Linked DNA regions of Homo sapiens: region 2 is linked to region 1. The links are chromatin loops, found by intact Hi-C in ENCODE. Cell type or tissue: B cell. All regions are shown on one strand. Links, peaks and the distances in the headings refer to the core of each region. The heading gives the core; the rest is flanking DNA.

The links. Peaks named below come from ENCODE experiments on the same cell type or tissue, not always from the same donor. Only the 100,000 strongest peaks of a DNase experiment are listed, where the experiment ranks them.
Region 2: a loop joins it to region 1, with 4 times the contacts of the local background. A loop is called at or near these places in 3 of 110 quality-filtered maps.

Annotation. Positions count from the first base shown.
Region 1 is chr22:25,538,384-25,548,635 of GRCh38, reverse strand. No RefSeq gene overlaps it. Among named protein-coding and RNA genes, the nearest start is that of GRK3, 21 kb to the left of the region's middle. In B cell, for the core only: CTCF peaks have their summits at 4,307 and 4,514 (motif pointing left); a DNase peak (open chromatin) is centred at 4,485; H3K4me3 peaks cover 634 bases; H3K27ac peaks cover 291 bases.
Region 2 is chr22:25,650,766-25,661,017 of GRCh38, reverse strand. All of the region lies in intron 3 of GRK3 (G protein-coupled receptor kinase 3), which reads right to left. It also overlaps the pseudogene YES1P1. Among named protein-coding and RNA genes, the nearest start is that of MYO18B, 86 kb to the left of the region's middle. In B cell, for the core only: no CTCF peak of the experiment used is centred there; a DNase peak (open chromatin) is centred at 3,997; H3K27ac peaks cover 4,756 bases.

The sequences.
Region 1 (10,252 bases), core at 1,130-9,129:
AACATGGGTATGCAACTATGTGAATTATTATCTATACCTATGTGAGTTATTATCTACATCTATATGAGTTATTATCTAATCTACACAAACTTGATCAGAGGCAGATGGAGATGCACAGCTTGCACCCTGCCTGGAGTTCTCCAATGCAACACAAAGTCTCTCATTCCTCTGCTCTCTCTCTTCCTTCCATGCAAGATTCTCCTCACAGTGTTCCACCTAGGACCCTTTGAGATCTGCACATCTAGTTCTCTCTCTGTCTCCCTCCCTCCTTCTCCCTCTTTTAGAGACTGGGTCTTACTCTGTTGCCCAGGCTGGCATGTAGAGGCATGATCACATCTCACTGCAGCCTCAGCTTTCTGGATTCAAGCGATCTTCCCAAGTAGCTAGTGCTTCTTCCCATATTCTTGTAATGATAACACTGGAGGTTTGGTGCCTTGAACTTCCATGTTTAGGACCTGAATGGCCCTTAGTAGTAAAAAAAAAAAAAAAAAAAGCAAAAAAAAAAACCTCTTGCTGTGTTCTTCCGGACATACAAATTATATCATGTTCTGTGACCACGATGACATGAATGACAGGGTTTTCCTTCCACATACCTCCATATCACAGACACCAGCTGGTTTTAAAACAACTTGGTTTTCACTGTGCTTGTCCCTGGGCATGACTCTGCAGAGGAGTGTTTTCCTTCACTCACATCAATCTACTCATTCCTACCATATTGTCAGACCTCTTTCATGTTTCCTGTTACTCTCCATCACTGAGCACGCCATAAGGACTCAGTAAATGGGAGCAGTGAACACTCCTTAGCAAACTGAGCATGACAGTCGCTAGAAAAGTGAGCCCTGCAAGAGAGCAGGTTTAACTCACGCAGACCTATCACACTGTTACTCAATTCACCCTCAAGCTGCTCTCACACTCTCCACTCTGACTCGAGGTATAACAACAACTTTATGATGATTAAATTCAATTTTGCTTCCTTCTGAGATCCTTCGATTGCAAGAAGAGAGGCCCTAGCTTAGTGTTTTTTATGCTGGGACTCAAGGCCAATCGGTAGGTCATGGAATACATTTACATGGATGCTAGCAGCATTTTTACATAATGAAGTGAAATAGAATGGAATAAAAATCATCAGAGTGAGTCATACACAGTCAGTTTTAAGCATCGTTAAGTGAAATATTTGTTTCAGATGTGTGTGTGTGTGTGTGTGTGTGTGTGTGTGTGTGTGTGTGTGTGTATTCCACTGCTTTGTATTAAATAAAATGTACTTCTTACCATGGGCCATGGTCAAAGACTTCCAGAGTCCCTGAGCCCAAAAATGTATCCACAAGCATTCCAGTCACTACAAAGGTAAATTAATAAATTGACTTCACCCAAGTGAACTATAGAGTTGAGTTTCTACAACAGAGGTCAGCCCCTGATCTGTGGTGGCCCCAACCAAGATATAACCTCCCCATAAGAAGCTCTGCCAACAACAGCTTAAGAATTAGCCTCACTTTCCCCACTTTAATGTAGAAATGGAAATTGCGACCACAATGATCAATGCAAATTGTTTTAGGTGAAGACACTCTCTGACCCCCCGGGTAGATGTAAGCACTTTAGAGAACAGGCTTGGAGAGTGTGGCCTTTTAAGAGATGAGTCACTCCTAATAGGCCCGTTTCTAGGCCAAAATGAGTGCTGTGTGATTTGGAGCAAAGTGCTTCACCTCTTTGGACTTCTGCTTTTTGACTGTGAAACAAAGAGTAAGTAGGGCTGGGAGGGATCCTTGCAGGGAAGTCTGGAAGCTTGTTGCGTTCAGCTGGTGCAGAGGCACTAGCTTCTCCCTTTTCATCACCTTCTCCCTGGGAGGGAGACAGAATCTTTCCTTCCCCACTACCCTGCTTTTTTTTTTTTTTTTTTTTTGTACTTCTGCATTGCCTCATTCATAGAAAGGAGACGAAGTTAACATAAAAAAGAGGGTTGGCTAGATTATGATTTCTCAACATTGGAAACCCATGTCTCCTTTCAGTAAAGTGGAAACTGTATGTGTTTGGACCACCTTTGCAGGCCTTGTTCTTCCCCGTGCCAAGTTCAGACCAGACCCAGGACATCTAGAAGGGAGAAGGGAGGGAAGGAAGAGAGGGGGAGAGGATGGGAGGAGGAAGGGATGGAGGGAGGAGGAAGGGAGGAAAGTGGAAGAAATAAATCCAACTTAAACAGTATGGCCAAGGGCTGTGGATTTTATTGAAGATGAGGTGGAGATATGAAGGGAGGGATGACATCACTCATCACACAGCAAAACTGCCCCAGTACCCTCTTTTGGCCTCTCTGCTCTTTTTTCCTGTTCTTTGAGTACAGAGACTACATCTACCGGATTATTCTGTTGACAACTTGGTTATGCTGGGAACCACATTTCTCAGACCTCCTTTTCCTGTATGTTCCTAGGTTAGAGTTGCCCCAAAATGAGGTTGTGCAAGACCAGGGAGGCTCATGGGAAGCAGCAGCCGTTACACTCTGAAGGTCATCATTGGTTAGAAGCAGTGAGGGGTGGCCAGACACAGAGGGGCCAGCAGCTTCCAGTTTGTCCTCCATCTTCCCTGCTCTGTATCTAGCTCTCCCCGACCCTGCTGACCAGCAGTGATGGCAAGCCCACCCTCAGACCCTTAGCGGCAGATTCACAGAGGCAGTCACCGTGGAGAACTAATACATTCCATAGACTTCTAGATCAGCCCCTTTCCTGGTGCCTGTGCACCAGCTCAATACACCAAGCTTCGGACTTCCCTACAAGCTCCTGACTCATTCACTTGCACCAGCCCTTGTTAGTGATCCTCAGTGCTCTCAGTGGACCTTCTTCCCCAGCTTCTCCTACAAGCGTGTATCATCTGATTCCTGTAACACAGTTCTTATTCCAAACATACCACCGTGTGGCTCTGCTTCCCGGACTAATCTCTCACCGACACACCTAGTTTCTGACCCCGCACCCAAACCGCTATCCCTCTCTTCAAAGATAGCAGAAATGAGATTCAACTGGAGGTATCAATAAAGAGCTAGACTCTGCAAGTTCTCAAAGTTTGGATAGGAAGTGTGGGCTGAATTCTGAGGACAAAAGGGAGCCATTGAATGTGTTAAGCAGGCACTGGGGCATGATTTGTTTTTTGTTTTTTTTTTTGTTTTGTTTTTTCAGAAAGACTGCTGTGAACATAATGGGTTACTGGAGGGCCAGAGAGATCGTGGGGAGACCAGTGAAAGGGCTGTCACATATGTTCCCAATTATTTATTTTCATCTATATAAATGGAGCAATTGTTCAATGAAAGTTAAACTTTAATCATGGCATGAAAGGGAATAAATCACTTGTCAAGTAAATATTTACTGTTTCTGGACTACGGCTCCTCAATAAAATGTGTCTGTCTCCTCTTTTCCCATCCAGTATCCAGCATAAAAACCAGAATTTAAGAACTCCTCTGCTGGGTGTGGTGGCTCACGCCTGTAATCCCAACACTTTGGGGAAGCCAAAGCAGGCAGATGGCTTAAGCCCAGGAGTTTGAGACCAGCCTGGCCAACTTGATGAAACCCTGTCTCTACAAAAAATACAAAAAACAAAAATAGCCAGATGTAGTGGTGTGCACCTGTAGTCCCAGCTATTTAGGAGGCTGAGGTGTGAGGATGGCCTGAGGCCAGGAGGCAGAGGTTGCAATGAGCTGAGCTGGCACCACTGCGCCCCAGCCTGTGTGACAGAGCAGGACCCTGTCTCAAAACAAAACAAAACAAAAACAAACAAACAAAAAACCCTTCAAATCGTGACAACATGGATTAAATCAACCAAATAAACCAGAAAATATGAACAAGTAACACCGAGAGAAAACAGACACAGGAGACACCTTAAACAGTAACAACAGCAGCGTGGTGGTACCAGGTACCAGGTTTGTAGAAATTTGTTCATCTACAATAAGAAAATGTTACAATATTGAAAAGGAAAAATGGAAGAAAAAAATATCACAGTCTCCCTTGCCATCCTACCACTGCCTTTTCAGCTCCGTTTCAACATTCATGCTTCTTTCAGCTCATCAAGAACAGGTTGTGTGCATATCAATTTCCAGAGCAGTTTTCTGAAGCTCCAACTGTGTATGATATTAGCCTTCTGAGAATTAAGTCCTAAAAGAAGCACCACTATTTTTTTTCTTATCTGCTGGGGAAAAAAATGAAGGATAAGGAAGGGGAAGATAGATTTTGATCGCATATTCTGACTCTCAAAGCAAAACAGAAACAAGATACAGCTGCCTTGAGCTTCATTCTTTTGAATTTCTGCTTTGAGGTTTTCATTCAATAACAACATTTGATTGAGAAAGTTCCCCCCAAAACCTGAAGGGGCCTATGGATCTGAGTTAACAGCATTTACCCAACAGCCCAAAGAAAAATTATTTTCATATGTCCTGAAATTAAGGGAACTATCTTTATTCCCATCTCATAAAAAGGAAGTGAAACGTAATGATGAAGCTGAACTACAGGGGCCCACAGTGTCCTTTTGTTCCCCCAAGTGGATGCTCTCAGATTGCAACTTTGAGGAGAAGCTCATGTAGGTAATAAAAGCTCTGGGAGGGCACAGACCCTGAAATACCAGGGGTTAGGCAGAAATTAAGTGAAGCATCTGAGGAAGCTTCTAATGTTCATTCTATTATTTTTTTGGATGAGTAATCTTCTCTTCCTTTCTATTGGTCGATCTCTCTCTCTCTCTCTCTCTCTCACACACACACACACACACACACACACGCAATTCCTTTTAAAAATACTCTATGAGGCCAGGCGCCATGATTCACGCCTGTAATCCCAGCAATTTGGGAGGTCAGGGTGGGAGAATCATTTGAGTCCAGGAGTTCAAGACCAGCCTGGACAACACAGTGAGACCTCATCTCTACAAAAATTTTAAAAATGAAAAAAATTAGCTGGGTATGGCCTCAACTACTCAGGAGGCTGAGGCGGGGGCATCACTTGAGTCTGGGAGGTTGAGGCTGCAGTGAGCTATGAATGCACCATTGCACTCCAGCCTGGGCAACAGAGCAGGACTCCGTCTCCAAAAAAAAAAGAAAGAGAGAGAGAGAAAGAAAAAGAAAGAAAGAAAAAAGAAAGAGAGAGAGAGAAGAAAGAAAGAGAAAGAAAGAAAGAAAGGAAAGAAAGAAAGAAAGAAAGAAAGAAAGAAAGAAAGAAAGAAAGAAAGAAAGAAAGAAAGAAAATGGAAGTACTCTATAAATAAACCCGGATAACAATTTCCAAGTAGCAGCCTGCTCCCTGTTCCCTGTCACATTGCTCACACTCCCAGAAATTCCTGCCCTCACCATGACACTACAAGTACCTTCTATTCCCTACTCCTCTAAAAAAAAACAACAACAACAAAAAAAAACAACTACTGCCTCTGTTTCACTCCTAAGGCTCTGATTGTTTTTTGCTCTGTGCCAGCCATGTGTCAGGTGCTGGAGGCAGCGGGGACACCAGCACGGGCAGAGGCTCTGCCCTTGAAGAACTCTCATTCTAACAGGAGATAAATGAACCAGATGACTAGAAAATAAATGAACCAGATACTGTGAGTCTGTAAAAGTGCTGTGAAGGAACTAAACAGTAATTTGTAAAGAGTGTCAAAGAAGGAAGATTTTCTTTCGCAGGTGATCAGGGAAGGCCTCTCTGGGGAGAACCTAAGGTAGATTCCAGGAGAAGAAGTCAGCACAAGTGCATTTTAGGCAAAGAGAATAGCAGGTGCAAAGGTCCTGGGGCAGAAATGAGCTCAGAGGATTTAACGTTCGGTGAGTTGTGGGGTGGGTGGGAGTGTAGCTGATAAGGTCAGATGGGTGGAGAGCGGTCAGTTATAAAACCTGTAAAGAGCAATGGGAACCATGGAGGGGTTTGCCCATGTGTGGGAAGGCCTGTATTTCTTTTATGGAATATTCATCATCTTTTTGCCCAAAGTCTCCAAACAATTAGACTTTCCTTGACTATCAAGATAAACAGATATTCCTATGTGTAGATCACTGTAAACACTTTAAGTGCTAGGAATTCATACTAGGCCTCGTAAACTCTAAATTTTAGAATTAGAAGTGATCCCTGAAGATCATTTATTTTGATATTGTTCTGCATTCTCTGAATAACATTGTCTTACTTGATTAGAAAAGTGATAAAGGCTGAATCCACTGAAAATAGTTCGCATGTGAGTAATGAAGACTCAACTAATTCACTTAAACTATATAGGCTACTTATTGACCTTTGAACAAGAATTCATTAGCTTCAGGCAAGGCCTGATCCAACTGTCTGATATGATGTCAAGGACCTGCTCTTTCCATTGCTCTGTTCTGCAGTTTCTAGTGTAAGCTTCTGCCATCCTTAGTATAAGCTTCCTCCTTAGGCTGGCTGTTTGTATAATTACAGGATAGCTGTCTGCACCTACCTACCATGACTATCTATCATCTTCCCTAGTAATGTCTAGTAAAAGCACTCAGGGTTTCAACTTAGCTAGCCAACATCTTAAGATTAAATTTGGACCAACTTAGGTCACATGCCCACCCCTGCACCCCTGAACCAATCACTGTGGCTGGAGGAACACAAGGACCTCATGGCTCAGCTCGGGTTACATATTCTACTCCTAGATTCCAGAAAGTGGGGTCACCTTCCTTAGAATCACATCAGCTAAGATTAGAGAGAGGATGATTTCCCTAAAGCAAAATCAGTCATATTGTCAAAGTTGGGAATGGTAGGTGGATGTCTGAAGTAAACCTTCAGGTCACTTGTCAAAAATGAACACTCAGATACATAATTCTTATAAAGGTTACAGTTAACAGAGCTAACTGAAAGAAGTCAACAGGTGTCACTAGTGACCACCAGGAAGGTGGGTTATATTAGTCACGATATGCAAACTGCTATAACAAACTATTCCTAAATCTCAGTGACTTGACACAACAACGGTTTGTCAAAGAAGTCCAAGATAGCATGGGTTGGAAACCACGGTGCTCCACACAGTCATTCAGGGACCCAGGCTCTTTCCATCAAATAGCTCTCTCCTATACCCAAGGTCCTTGGGGATCTTCATGAGATTTTTTTACATCCAATGAGCAGATGAGGAAAGAGAGCACACAGAAAAGGCACAGCCACCCTTAATTGTCTTGAACCAGAGGTAACACACGACACTTTTGGTCTCTTTCCATTGGCTGGAACTAGTCACGTGGTGCCACCTACATACAGCAGAGCTGGGAAGTATAGAATAGTGGGAGCCCAGGTAGAGGTGGGAACATGGATAGTTGTGAACACCAGCACCTTCCTAACAGTGTGTCATCAATCACAGCTTCTGGAATCTCTGCAGTTCTTTCACATGGTTATTGTAGAAAATTTAGAGATTCCAGAAACACCGTTTTTAATTTTGATAAGTAACCCAGAAAGAGAAGTACAGAGTAGGATGTGGAAGACTATTGTTCAGAAATATTGACTGCCTGTTCCCTCTCCACTAAAAGGACAGAGTCTATTTCCCCCACTTCTTGATGCTGAGTTAGGCAGTGTGACTCACTTTGGCCAACAGAATGAGGCAGAACTCACTATTGCTAGTTCTGGACCTACGTCTCAAGTGGCCTTGCAGTTCTCACTTGCCCTTTGGTGCTTCTGCTGTTGCCACTGGAAGAACATGCTGGGCTAATGTGCTGGAACCAGGAGAAGGATGATAGATACATGGGCAGAGCCACTCTAGCCAATTCTCTCTAGATTGCCCAGCCCTCATTGCTAACCCTCAGATGTGTAAGCAAACCCAGCTGAGATCAACAGAGCCAACCAGCCAAGCCCACCTAGATCAGCCACAACCCACCCACAAACCATGGGCTAAATGAGTTCTTGTTGTATGACATTGAAATGTGTTGTTTATTGTGCAGCAATGAGCCAATATGGTGGAGTTGCTCAAGCTTGCAAAGGATACTGTGTTTTCCCAGGTTACTTTTTTACTGGAGACAATAAAAAAGGGGTAGGAAAATATTACAGAAGTGTCAGGCGCATGCTGAAGGAAATACTCCAGACTCTGCTGAAGATAATATGCTCTGAGATGACACATGACCCAGAGGTGGAATTCCAGAGCCATGGTTAACTTCATCCTTCATGACGTGAATCCAGGGCTTCTGAGGACAAGGGAGTCAACAAAGCACTGTGCATCAGCAAAGAAGGTGCTGGAATCAAGACAGAAAACACCACCCACCACTCACCACCACCACCACCTTCACCCCCACCACTCATAACTATGAAGCATTTATGCCTACAAGTCACGGGGTTGTTTTGCTTACAGAGGAGCCAATATGGGCATAAATGGAGCTGAAAGAGGTTCAGAGACCAAGAGCAGAGAGGAACTACAGACCAAAGTTCCCCATTCTGGAAAGTCAAAAATAATTGGAGAAAAGCTCTGACTTCCCAGTGTAAAAGAGGGAACCTTCCACAACCCAAAGTAGTAGAACCAGCACCTAACACCCAGATCTTTGTTTTTAATGCCATTCTCCAATTACAAAAAAAATTTTGGAGAAATGGTTGATTCTAGGACTGGGGTAGGAAATCTGCAAGATGAGCCTGGAGGATCTTGTAGTGCTAGAAATTGTTCAAACACAACCACACACACACACACACACAATGATGGCGGTGTGTCAAAGAAACACATGGGCCACGGAAAGAGCTCCCAATGGCCAAAGCTGGAACAATTCGAGCAAGAAAATACATAAAGTTGCACTGGATTACAAACACAAGTATTAAAAAAATTCATGAGTTTATACTGATATTCATGAAATAAATACAGAATAAAATAGGCAAATCTCCTGTGCAGAAAAATTGCAAAACATGTACATATACATTCTGCCCTCAAGGAGGGGGAGTCTAACATCCCACTCCCTAAGTGTGGGCTGTGCATAGTGACTTCCCTCTACAGGGGGTACAAGGCAGGGGTGGGTGAAGGAAGAGAAGCATAACTTTACCATAGAGAAAACTGACAGACTCTACCTCAGCCAGGTGATCAAGGTTAAATCATGGTGTCGTAGGTAACCTTAATATGATATGATGAGTTATGGCACTTGATCTTTGTGGTCTCCCTCCTAAAAACCCACCTCACTGGTTTAACCATGAGCAAAACACCGGACCAATCCCGGTTGAGGAGCGTTCTATAAAGAAAACCTAACCAGTACTCCTCCGAACTGTCAAGGTCATCAAAAACAAAGTCTGATTAATTGTCACAGCCAAGAGGAGCCTGGGGAGGCACGATGAGTAAGTGGAATATGCTATCCTGGAAGGGATCCTGGAACAGAAGAAGGAGATTGGCCGGGAGGGGTGCCCCACACCTATAATCCCAACACTTTGGAAGGCCGAGGTGGGAAGATCACTTGAGGCCAGGCTGGTCAACATAGCAAGACCCGGTTTCTACCAAAAAAATTTTTTTAAATAAATAAATAAAGGATATTAAGTAAAAATTAAGGGAATCCAAACAAAGCAACAATTGTAGTTAATGTTTCAGTACAGGTTCACTTCTGGCAAATTCACCATATTAATGTAAGATACAATTAGTGTTAATAATAGAGGAAACTGGGTGGTATGTTAGAATGCTCTGCACAATCTTCATAACTTGTCTGAAATCAAAATCAATTCTCAAATAGAAAGTTTATCGTTAAAAAATGTGTGAACCAGGGCCATCCTTGAGGATGAAAGAGGAAATTTAAGCATAGACTTTGAAGTCAGGCACAGTCAGATTTCGTTCCAAGGTTGTGTTACATTTATTGGTTGTGTGGTCCTGGAGAAGTCACTTAACTTCCCAGCATTTTGTCTTCCTTGTCTATAAAATATGACTATCAAGGTGCCTTCCTCCTAGAATTGTGGGGAGATATAAAGGAGGTCACATATGGAAGCAGTGTGACATATCGCAAACACTCCATAGATTATGGCCATCATAATTGTTATTTATTTCTTAGTATGAAAATCAGAGAAATCTTACCTTCCCAACCAATAATAAATAAGGCAATAATTCCCCCAATAGGTTGTGCATGCTGAAAAGACAAAATAGTTTCTTTTTTTAAATTTTAGATTCAAAGGGTACATGTGCAGGTTTGTTACATGGGTAGACTGTGTGATGATGAAGTTTGGGTCTCTACTGATTCCGTTGCCCAAGTAGTGAACATAGTAGCCAATAGGTAGTTTTTCAAGCCTTATGCTCCTACCTCCCTCCCCACTTTTTGAATCCGCAGTGTTTATTTCTCCCATCTCTGTGTCTGCATGTACCCAATGCTTAGCTC
Region 2 (10,252 bases), core at 983-8,982, 110 kb before region 1:
ACTATAAAAGTATTAACAGACAGGTGACTGGTGACTTCAAATCGTGTATTTTGCTGTATTCAGCAAAGGTAACCTGGTTGGTGTTAAAAATGACTAAATAATGAAACTGTGCTTTAGAAATATTTGCCTTATGTGGAAATGGCTCCCAATGCTCTAACCTGATAACAGAAGGTCCTGGACCTCAGAATTGTTCCCAATTTATTTACAGAAATACTTTTAATCCAAAAGACAAGAAGAGAATGAAAACATACATGAAATATGAAGCTCGGAGGGAAACTGTCACAAAGATCTTCACTATAATGACTGATTAGTACATATGACTTCCTTTCACAAACTAAATAGAAATAAAGGTTACCTTTTACCTTATAGTACGGCTTTCACAGCTTTGAAATCAAAACCAGCAAATCCTATTTATTAGACTCCTAATAAAGATAAGGGCACAGTCATGCAGGTGAGGGAAAAAGGGTACGTGAAACACTGAGGTCCCATGAGTCATATGAGGGCTAGCAGGTTCACACGCTGAGAAATTCCCAGGAACATCTTAATTGTCCTGAAAGATCATCAGTGTTACACTGTGATGGCTGAAATTCACATGGAGTCTTCTTGAAGAAGACAATAAAACCTGACATAAAGGCAGGCAGACTGGGGAAGGCTGATACTCTATCCAACAGGAAAATCTTTATGAAGAATCAGTCCAGTAATGTCAACATAGCCAAAAGACCAGGGCTTAACCATTCTAAGTCAATTCAGGAGAACAAGTCTAACATGTCCAAGCACCATACCAGATGTGAATATGGTAGCTGCAAAGTAACAGAAGCCAGATACCAAAATCCGAAGGAGAGTCGGAAAATAAATCAAAGATTTTTGGCTTGGCTGATTCCTTTTGTTGTATTTTGCTTTAGGCAAATCCAAAGGTTAATGCCAGAATGCTAGGATAAAATGGTAGACTATCACTAAACCAAAGGCAAAAGTTTCTGCCTCTACATAAGAACAGCCTCAAGGGATAATAAGACTTCATGGAATGATGATCCTTGAAAACAAGTGTAATGAAATTTAAGTCTATGTTCCAAGAAACCTGCAAAGCAAATTGACACCTGGTTAAACAAATGCTCATTCTGTGGAAGCTCCTTCCCATGAACAGTCAAATCCCATCATTTCTGGGTAAATCATGCTCTGAACCACAACACTGTCTTGACTAAGAGCCTTGTGCCTTCTAAGCTCCAACTTGACAACAGAAAAGGTAACTCTTGGTATGCAAAATAAGAGCCTAAAGCATCTGTGGCTGTAATTTGGTATTCACTTTCTATAATCAGTAAGACCACTGATTAAAGACCATGCAGTCGACTACCAATAGCTCTAAACAAACATCCTATTGCAGCATATACATAGCAAATGCCATCTCTGACCCCGGAAGTTTGGTTGTCCAGGTAACCTGGGCAGGGAAAGGTCTGAGTTCAAGGTGAAAAGTCTTCCCTACTGCAGGATAGAAACACTATCATCAATAATAAATATTCACAGACCTGTAGTCCCTTTCTGCTTTGGTGGTTACACAGCTCCCAGGTGAACTGGAAGCCTAAATAACCTGAGCCCTAAGAGCAAGCACTTTTGGTCCACAGGTGTCATAGTCTCTGCTTCTGCGCCCACCCTTTGTTCCACCACCATTGTAGTGAGATGGTCTAGTGAAGTCATCTCTGTCTGGCCCAATCCAAGGCTCTCTCTTTTGTCCTTCACCTTATTGACTTCTCAGCAGCATTCAAATCAGTTGTCCACTGATGCCTTCTTTGAAATATTCTTCTCTGACTTCTGTGACCTATCCTCTCCAGGCTTCTCTTTCTTGGTCTCCTTTGGTAGTTCCTCTCCTCTGCTTGACTTCCAAATCCTGAACTGCCTCAGAGCATGGTGCTGGGGGCACCCCTTCTTCACCAGCTAAGTTCTCCCTAGGTAAAGCTATGTAGTCCCACAGTTTCAAATATCAATTATATTCTGATGACTAAGTCTGGATCTCTAGGACTCCTGAGCTCCAGATTCTAAATATCTAACTATCTATTTGACATTTTCAGTTGAATATCTAGAAAGCATCTCAAATTTAACACATCTAAATGAAACCCTTAACTTCCACATCCTCTGTACTCCAGCCAAACGGGCTCCTCTCCCAGTCTTCTTTATCAAAAAAATGAGTAAAATCATCCTCCCAGTTGCTTAAGCCAAAAAATGAATAATCATAGTGATTCCACTCTTTCGCCACGCCCCTGCCACCACCACCCCCTACATCCAATTCATCAGCAAATCACGTTTGCTTTATATTCAAAATATAACACAAACTCAGGCTCTGCTTCTGGTCAGAACCAATTAATTCCTAACAGAACAATCCTCCTGAGATAACAACTAAAATTCTGGACACATAGACAATAAGCACTGAAGAGTGACCAAAGGAACACAGAGAATGGAAAAGGGCATCCAACAGAAACTGTAAGAAAATAAAGAGCCACAGAAGGAAAGCTCCAAAATTCTATGTATAAATCCAGTCAAAATCCCTGGTGGGCCCCATAATGACACATGAGCATGACAGACCCTAAGCAGCCTAGCTGAGCCTTAAAGAACTGAACAAGATTCATCTTCCACCACTGCAGAGAGGACAGGGCTCAGAGTTTGAGTAAGCCAAGTTAACTGTATTCTTCAACGAACAGATGAAAAAATCCATACACCTTGGAGGAGCATAACAGAGTTTAGAGTATCCACAATGTATCAATCACATGTTCAAGATACAAGCTAAAATTATTCTACAGATGAAGAAACAGAAAATGTGACCCATATGCAAGAGGACAAACCATCAATGAAAACCAATCCAAGATAGCCCAAATGTTAGAATTATCAGACAAGGATTTTAAAGCAGCTATTATAACTGGACATAACAGAAAGGATGTTAACAGAAAATATTCATGTAACGAATAAAAAGATAGGAAATAGCAGCAGAAAATAACTATGAAAAGAACCAGATAAAAATGTCAGAAGTAAAAAATAGAGTATCTGAAAAAAACATTCAATGGAATGGCAGATTAGAGATGCCAAAAGAAAATGCCAATAAATTTGAAGACAAATCCACAGGAAGTATCCAATCTAAAGAAAAGAAAGAAAAAATATTGGGGGAAAACTCAGACAGGGCATCCAGGATATATAGGACAGATAATATCCAAATATCAAATATATATATAATCAGTCTTAAAAGGAGAGGAAAGAAAGATTGAGGTAGAAAAATAATCCTTTAAGAAGTAATGGCCCCTAATTTTCCCAGATTTGGTAAAAAATATATATATAAATTTACAGATTCAAGAAACTCAGCAAACTCCACAAAGGATAAATACAATATCTAAAATTACTTCACTAAAAAGCAGAGGCTGTCAGAATGAGGGAAAAAAATAATCAAGACACTTTTATATCTGTCTAAAAGAAACACACTTTATATATAAAAACAAATTGATAGTAGAACGATGGGAAAAGATACCTCATGAAAATAGTAAGCATAAGACTGAAGTGTCTACATCTGTATTAATATCCAGTGAAGTCAATTTCAAGACAAAGAATATTACCAGAGATAGACACATTTCATATGGAAAGACACAACAATCAAAAATGTTTCTGTACTCAATAGCAGAGCTTCAAAAATTATGGAGAAAATGGACAAAATAAAAGAAGAAACAGACATTCTACAATCATAGTTGAAAATTTTAACACCCTTTTCTCAGCAATTGATAGAACAACTAGATATAAAATCAAAAGAGATGTAGAAGGTATCATATCAACTACCTTGACCTAACTGATACTTATAAAACATGACACCTAATACTCCTCTGTTTTAATTTTTCCACGGGCATTAGAATAAAATGTAAATGTGTTACTCTGGCCCCAAACACTCTGCCTCTCTCTTCAACCTGATCTTATCTCACACTACCTGCCCCTCTCTTCATGCAGTACAACCAGACCACACTAGTCCTGTTTCAGTTCCCCAAACATGCCCAGTTCTTTCCTACCATGTTAGGGGCTCTGTCTTGGCCACAACTTTAGCCTAAAATGCTCTCCCCCTCACCAAGCTTCCATCTTCAAAAGACCAGCCTCTTTAACATTCAAACCTGGGTTTAGATGTCATCTCCTCAGACAGTCTTTGACCCATCAATCTAAAGTGGTCACCAAGTCACAATACAACATGCTGAGTTTTGAGTAGGTTTTGAGTCATTACATAGCAGTTTTTACTTCCAGGTACATTTCCTGTTTATTATTTGTTTCTTGTCTGTTTCTCTCAACCAGAATACAAGCTCAAAGAGATAAGTTCTTTGTATCTGTTCATCTGAACAGTGTCTGGCATAATGTTGGTGTTTAATAAATATTGGTTATGCCAGGAGTAGTAGTAGCTCATGCCTATAATCCCAGCACTTTGGGAGGCTATGGGGGGAGGATCACTTAAGGCCAGAAATTCAAGACCAGCCTGGGCAACACAGTGAGACCTCATCTCTACAAAAATTTTTAAAATTAAAAAAAAAGTATCTGGGTGTGGTGGTACACCCTGTTATCTAAGCTACTCAGGAGGCTGAGGCAGGAGGATCACTTGAGCCCAGGAGTTCAAGACTAGAGGGAGCCATGATTGCACCACTGCACCCCAGCCTGGGTGACAGAGTGAGACCCTGTCTCAAAATTTAAAAAATAATAAATAAATATTGGTTGAATCAGTGAAAAAATCTATATAGTAACTTTACCTTGGAATAATATTTATTTTCTCTTTCCCATTATTTATTTTTAAATCTAGGCATAATGTACATATTTCTATAAGCTGCCTCAAAATCTAACTGGAATAAGAAGTATATAAATCAACACACAGAGCAGTAGCTGTGGGGCATCACTGTTCTATGTGTGTTGTGTATACACACAACCACCCTACAAGACAGGTACTATAATCATTCCAGTTCTTAGCTAAGGAAACCCAGGTAGAGAAAAGCTTTCCCAAGTTTACACAACTAGTAAGCAGTAGAGTTGAAATCCAGGCAGTCAGAGTTCAGCACTAGAACTTTCAACCACTATGCTGCACGTAACGGAACAGCATATTATAGACACTATGGTTTAGAAAGCAATTGTTCATCTGGTGTCCTATTTGAAACTCACAGTTAGCCTGTGAAGTAAGCAGAAGACGATCACTAGCCTCACTTTATAGATGAGGTAACTGAAGTTCAGATATGAAGCCCTCATACTATGACAGCCTCAAGTACAGGGACAGTGTCTGCATTTGTAAGCTCAGGGTCTGACATAAGGTAGATACTTCAGGGTTTGCTGAATGACTTGCCCCATATCCCACAGCAAGTAAGAGGCACCGTTGCACCTAGATCCTAGCTAGGTCTTCTGCTGATGAGTCAAATAATGGTCCAGATGAAAATGCTGACCACACACACACAAGCAGCAGGCACATGGTAGGCATGACATGAGCATTAGACAACAAACAGTGTAAGAATCAGAGGAGTCAGCCATCACAGAAGACGGAAATAGCTGCACAAACAGACTTGCTAGAAAATGTAGAAATTTTCCATATTGAGCTAGACCTTAGAGAAAGCTAGGCTTTCAACAAGCGAAGCAGCAGCATTCTAGGCTGGGGAAAGGACACAGTAAAGTAACAAAAAGAATGGGCTTGGATTTGGGGAATGCTGGTTAGTCAGGTTTGGCCAACGTAGACATTCTATGTAAGAAGGTAGTGAAAACTAACAGGGAGAGGTAGGTAATAAGTAATGTAAAGATACTTTGAATGCCAGGATACGCAGTTAGAACTTTAACATGGGAAATGGGTAACTGTTTGGGGACACAGGAAAGTGGAAATACAATGTACAAAATGTACATTTCAAGATACCTGACAAGAGTTTTCTAGAGATTGGGGTCACAAATCAACAAGCAGAAATTAAAGAAAAATTACTAAACTGACAAAAATGAGGGGTCAGAGAAGAATTACTAATAACTTCAAAGTGTAAAGGCTGCATTGACTTAGAGAAATGCACTTGAGCCCCAAGAGTGGAGGATATCTTCAGCCAAAGAATACAGAGCAGGTTGCTGAGGAGTTTTGCAGCATCCTCCAAGGGGATCATCTGATGAGCCAGACCCACCATGTGCCAAGCCAGAAGAGAGGTGAGAAGAGCTGGGGAGGATGCCAGCTAAGAGAAACACCAATGCTTCAAGTTCAAATGGAAATGCATGAGCAGCAATCACCACCATATCTGCAATAAGTACTTAGGAAATAACCACAAGTAGATTGCCCATCTGTTTCAACCCAGCAAAAATTATCTGCTAAAGGAGATTTCTCTGTGTTTGACAAGGTGACTTAGTAAATGCTGAAACTGGAGAGTTGAAGTTTTTAGAAACACAAGAAAGAAATTTTTTATGACAGATCAAGCTGGGATACGTATCCAGGTAAAATGCCTGATTATGATTCAGACTGAAATAATAAGGTCACTGAGTAAAATCCTTTTGGATTTAGCTTACGTTTTTACATTATGGTAAACGTACATCATAATTTGACCCTTCTTCCTAAAAATACATTAACATAATTTTCTAAGTTTTCATGTGTATGTATATTTTTATGTATATTTTCATATATAAATGAGAAAGAAAAGAATATTCCTCCAATTTTCAAATTTTTACAATGATGACTAATATCAGGCAGGTCCAGTCATGCTATGCTTTCTTTTGACCATTTAATGTTTTAGGATAAAGATATATCACACTAATAATAATGGTATATATCATTTCTTAAATATATTTTCATTAAAAATAGTTTCTAATTTCTATTTTACTTTCCTCTTTGACTTATAAATTGTTTAGAAGTATATTCATTTTCAGGCAGTTAAGGATTCTTTAGTTTAACTCTGTTATTAAATTTGAGCTTAATTCTATTGTCAGAGAACATGCTCTAAGCAATTTCAATCATGAAATTTGTAGAAGCTTCCTTTAGGACTCAGCACATGATCTATTTTGATGCTCCATGTGTACGTTAAAGAATGTGGGCTGGGCGCCGGTGGCTCACGCCTGTAATCCCAGCACTTTGGGAGGCTGAGGCGGGCCGATTACGAGGTCAGGAGTTCGAGACCAGGCTGGCCAACATGGTGAAACCCCGTCTCTACTAAAAATACAAAAATTAGCTGAGCGTGGTGGCGGGTGCCTGTAGTCCCAGCTACTTGGGAGGCTGAGGCAGGAGAATTGGTTGAACCCGGGAGACAGGTTGCAGTGAGCCGAGATCATGTCACTGCATTGCCTGGGCAACAGAGCAAGATTCCATCTCAAAAAAAAAGAATGTGAATTCTATTTTTGCTAGGTGCAGCATTTTACATATGTCAATTAGGTCAAATTTACTCATCATTTTATTAGGATCTTCTATATCCTTACTAATTTTTTGTCTGTCTGTTCTATAAGCTCTAGAAGGTTATGTGTTAATATCTCCCAACAGGATTATAGATTTGTCATTTTATATCTGCCAATTTTTGCTTTATATTCTTTGAAGTTATTTGTAACCTACAGATTTCAGTTTGTGATATCTTTTTGTTGGATTGGCCCTGTTATCATTAAGAAACATATCTTTATTTAAAAGCAGCATTATTGCATAGTTTGCCTGATACTAGTGTAGTTATGCCGGCTTTGCTTTGGTTAGTGTTCGTATTATATCACCTCTTCCATCCATGTGTTTATATCTCTTGTAAGCAGTATATTGGGGGAGGGTTGGTTCTTTATCCAGTCTGAAAAACCTAATCTTTTACTTGGAGTATTTAATCCTTTACATGAAATGTAATTACTTAAATAGATTTGTAGCTACTTACTCTTTGTTTGCAATTTGACCCACCTATTTTATGTCCTACTTATATTCCTTTTTTTGCCTTTCTGTTGATTAGCAAATGTTGTTTTAATTTTTCCCTCTTTTAACTTGTTAGATATACAGTCATGTGGAGCTTAATGACAGGGATATGTTCTAAGAAATGTGTCAATAGGCAATTTCATAATTGTGTGAACATCACAGAGCATGCTTACAAGAGCCTACATCGTATACCTACTACACCCCTACGCCGTATGATGTAGCCTATTGCTCCTAGGATTCAAACCTGTGCAGCATGTGACTATACTGAATACTGCAGGCAACTGTAACACAATGGTAAGTATATTCAAACTTACCATTTGAATATACTTACCTTTTGAATATACGTACCTTTTACTGAAAAGGTACAGTAAAAATATAGTATTAAAATCTTCTGGGATCACTGTCATATACGTGGTCTTTTGTTGGCCTAATATCATTATGCAGTGCATGACTATATACACTATTCTTTTATAAATTATCTTAGAAATTAAAATAAACATCCCTGACTGATTACAATCCAATGGAAATTATTACTTATACTAAAATTATTACTTACACTAACCCCCAATAATCCTAGAAACTTAAAATATTTTAACTTCATTAACCTCCCCTGCATTTTGTGCTACTGTCATGCAATTTAGTTCTAGATTATTTTAAGCTCGAGAAACACGACATTATTGTTTTATACAGTCAACATTCATTTATATTTTACATACATATTCACCCTTCATGCTCTCCATTTCTCCCTGCATCTCCATCTGGATCATTTTCCTGCAAGCTCCGCCTCCCGGGTTCACGCCATTCTCCTGCCTCAGCCTCCTGAGTAGCTGGGACTACAGGCACCTGCCACCACACCCGGCTGTTTTGTATTTTTAGTAGAGACAGAGTTTCACTGTGTTAGCCAGGATGGTCTCGGTCTCCTGACCTCGTGATCCGCCTGCCTTGGCCTCCCAAAGTGCTGAGATTACAGGCGTGAGCCACCATGCCTGGCCAGATCATTTTCCTTCTGACTAAAGTACCTCCCTTTAGTATTTCTTGTCATGCAGGTCCACTATTGACAAATCCCTCAGTTTTTGTTTGTCTAACTATATCCTTATATCACTTCATTTTTTAATGAGAATTTTTTATTTCAATTATCCACAAAACAATATTATAATACTTTATAAAAATATTAAGTTTAGGCTGCCATTATTCATTTTAAAAAGTGTGCTAGAAGGCTGTTTTTGCTAACTTCCTTTTTTGGTAAAGGTTAACTTCCACATTAAGACACTGAAGACGAAAAGCTGTTGGAAAAACTCTTCAAATGTACAAAGTTGTTTATTTTTCTTGGCAATTTAAAAATACAGAACAATTTAAAATGAATACACATTAAGTTAGTGTTTTATCCCTACTATACAATTGTTATTATATAAGGAACTGCTCCATTCAGTTAAAACCTAATGAATACCATCAACTTTTCCTGGCTTACTTTCCTGATCAGATTTAGTACATAACATAATTTTGTTACCCTTTTGAATATACTTAGAAAAATTACAATATCATAGTTCACATAAAGCCCTTTAAGAATCTCATGTCACAAGTTGTTGACAAGAGGAAATAATGACGTCACTCTTCTTAGGAAGACCCTCTTGGTAGAGAGTCAATACTAAGCAGGTTATGTAAACAGAAAAAACAACCACAGTTTTTAGTACGAGAACCATTGCCAACTTGCATGAAGTCCATCTGTCACATTTTAAAATGGTTTGAATTTGAACGTATATGCCATGGCACAGAATTTCAAATCTAATGATTAAATCAGGTAAATAATGATAGTTAAGAATTATATCCTGAAAATAGAGGAACCTAGTATAAGGTTTAATTTAAGGTGTGACTGTAAGAGAGTATTTTATAACATACACACTAGACCTTCATTTTATTTATTAGATTTAATTTTTCCTTTGCTAGACACTTATACCACTAATGCTGCTATTCAAATTTGTATTTTGAAATTTTTTAGTTACTCTTAAAAATAGTTTTATTTTGTATGTTTCACTTTTGCACTTCAGGGTAAAAACTGTTAAGTTTAGGCTGCCATTATTCATTTTAAACAGTGTGCTAGAAGGCTGTTTTTGCCAACTTCCTCTTTTGGTAAAGGTTAACTTCCACATTCCTTTTCACCACTGTTAATATTCAGAATAAGTTTTCCTCCCCAAATCAACTATTTAATATATTCTAAAGGGGAAAAAATGACCACCATTAAGTAGACTTTAAAAGTGAATATAGATTCAAACATGATTTGAAAACTGGAGTTCTAAAAATGTTTTGCATAAAAGCCGTATCCCACTGGAATGAATGTGAAGCCGAAACTTCACTATTTTGAACAAATAATGCCCATTTAGT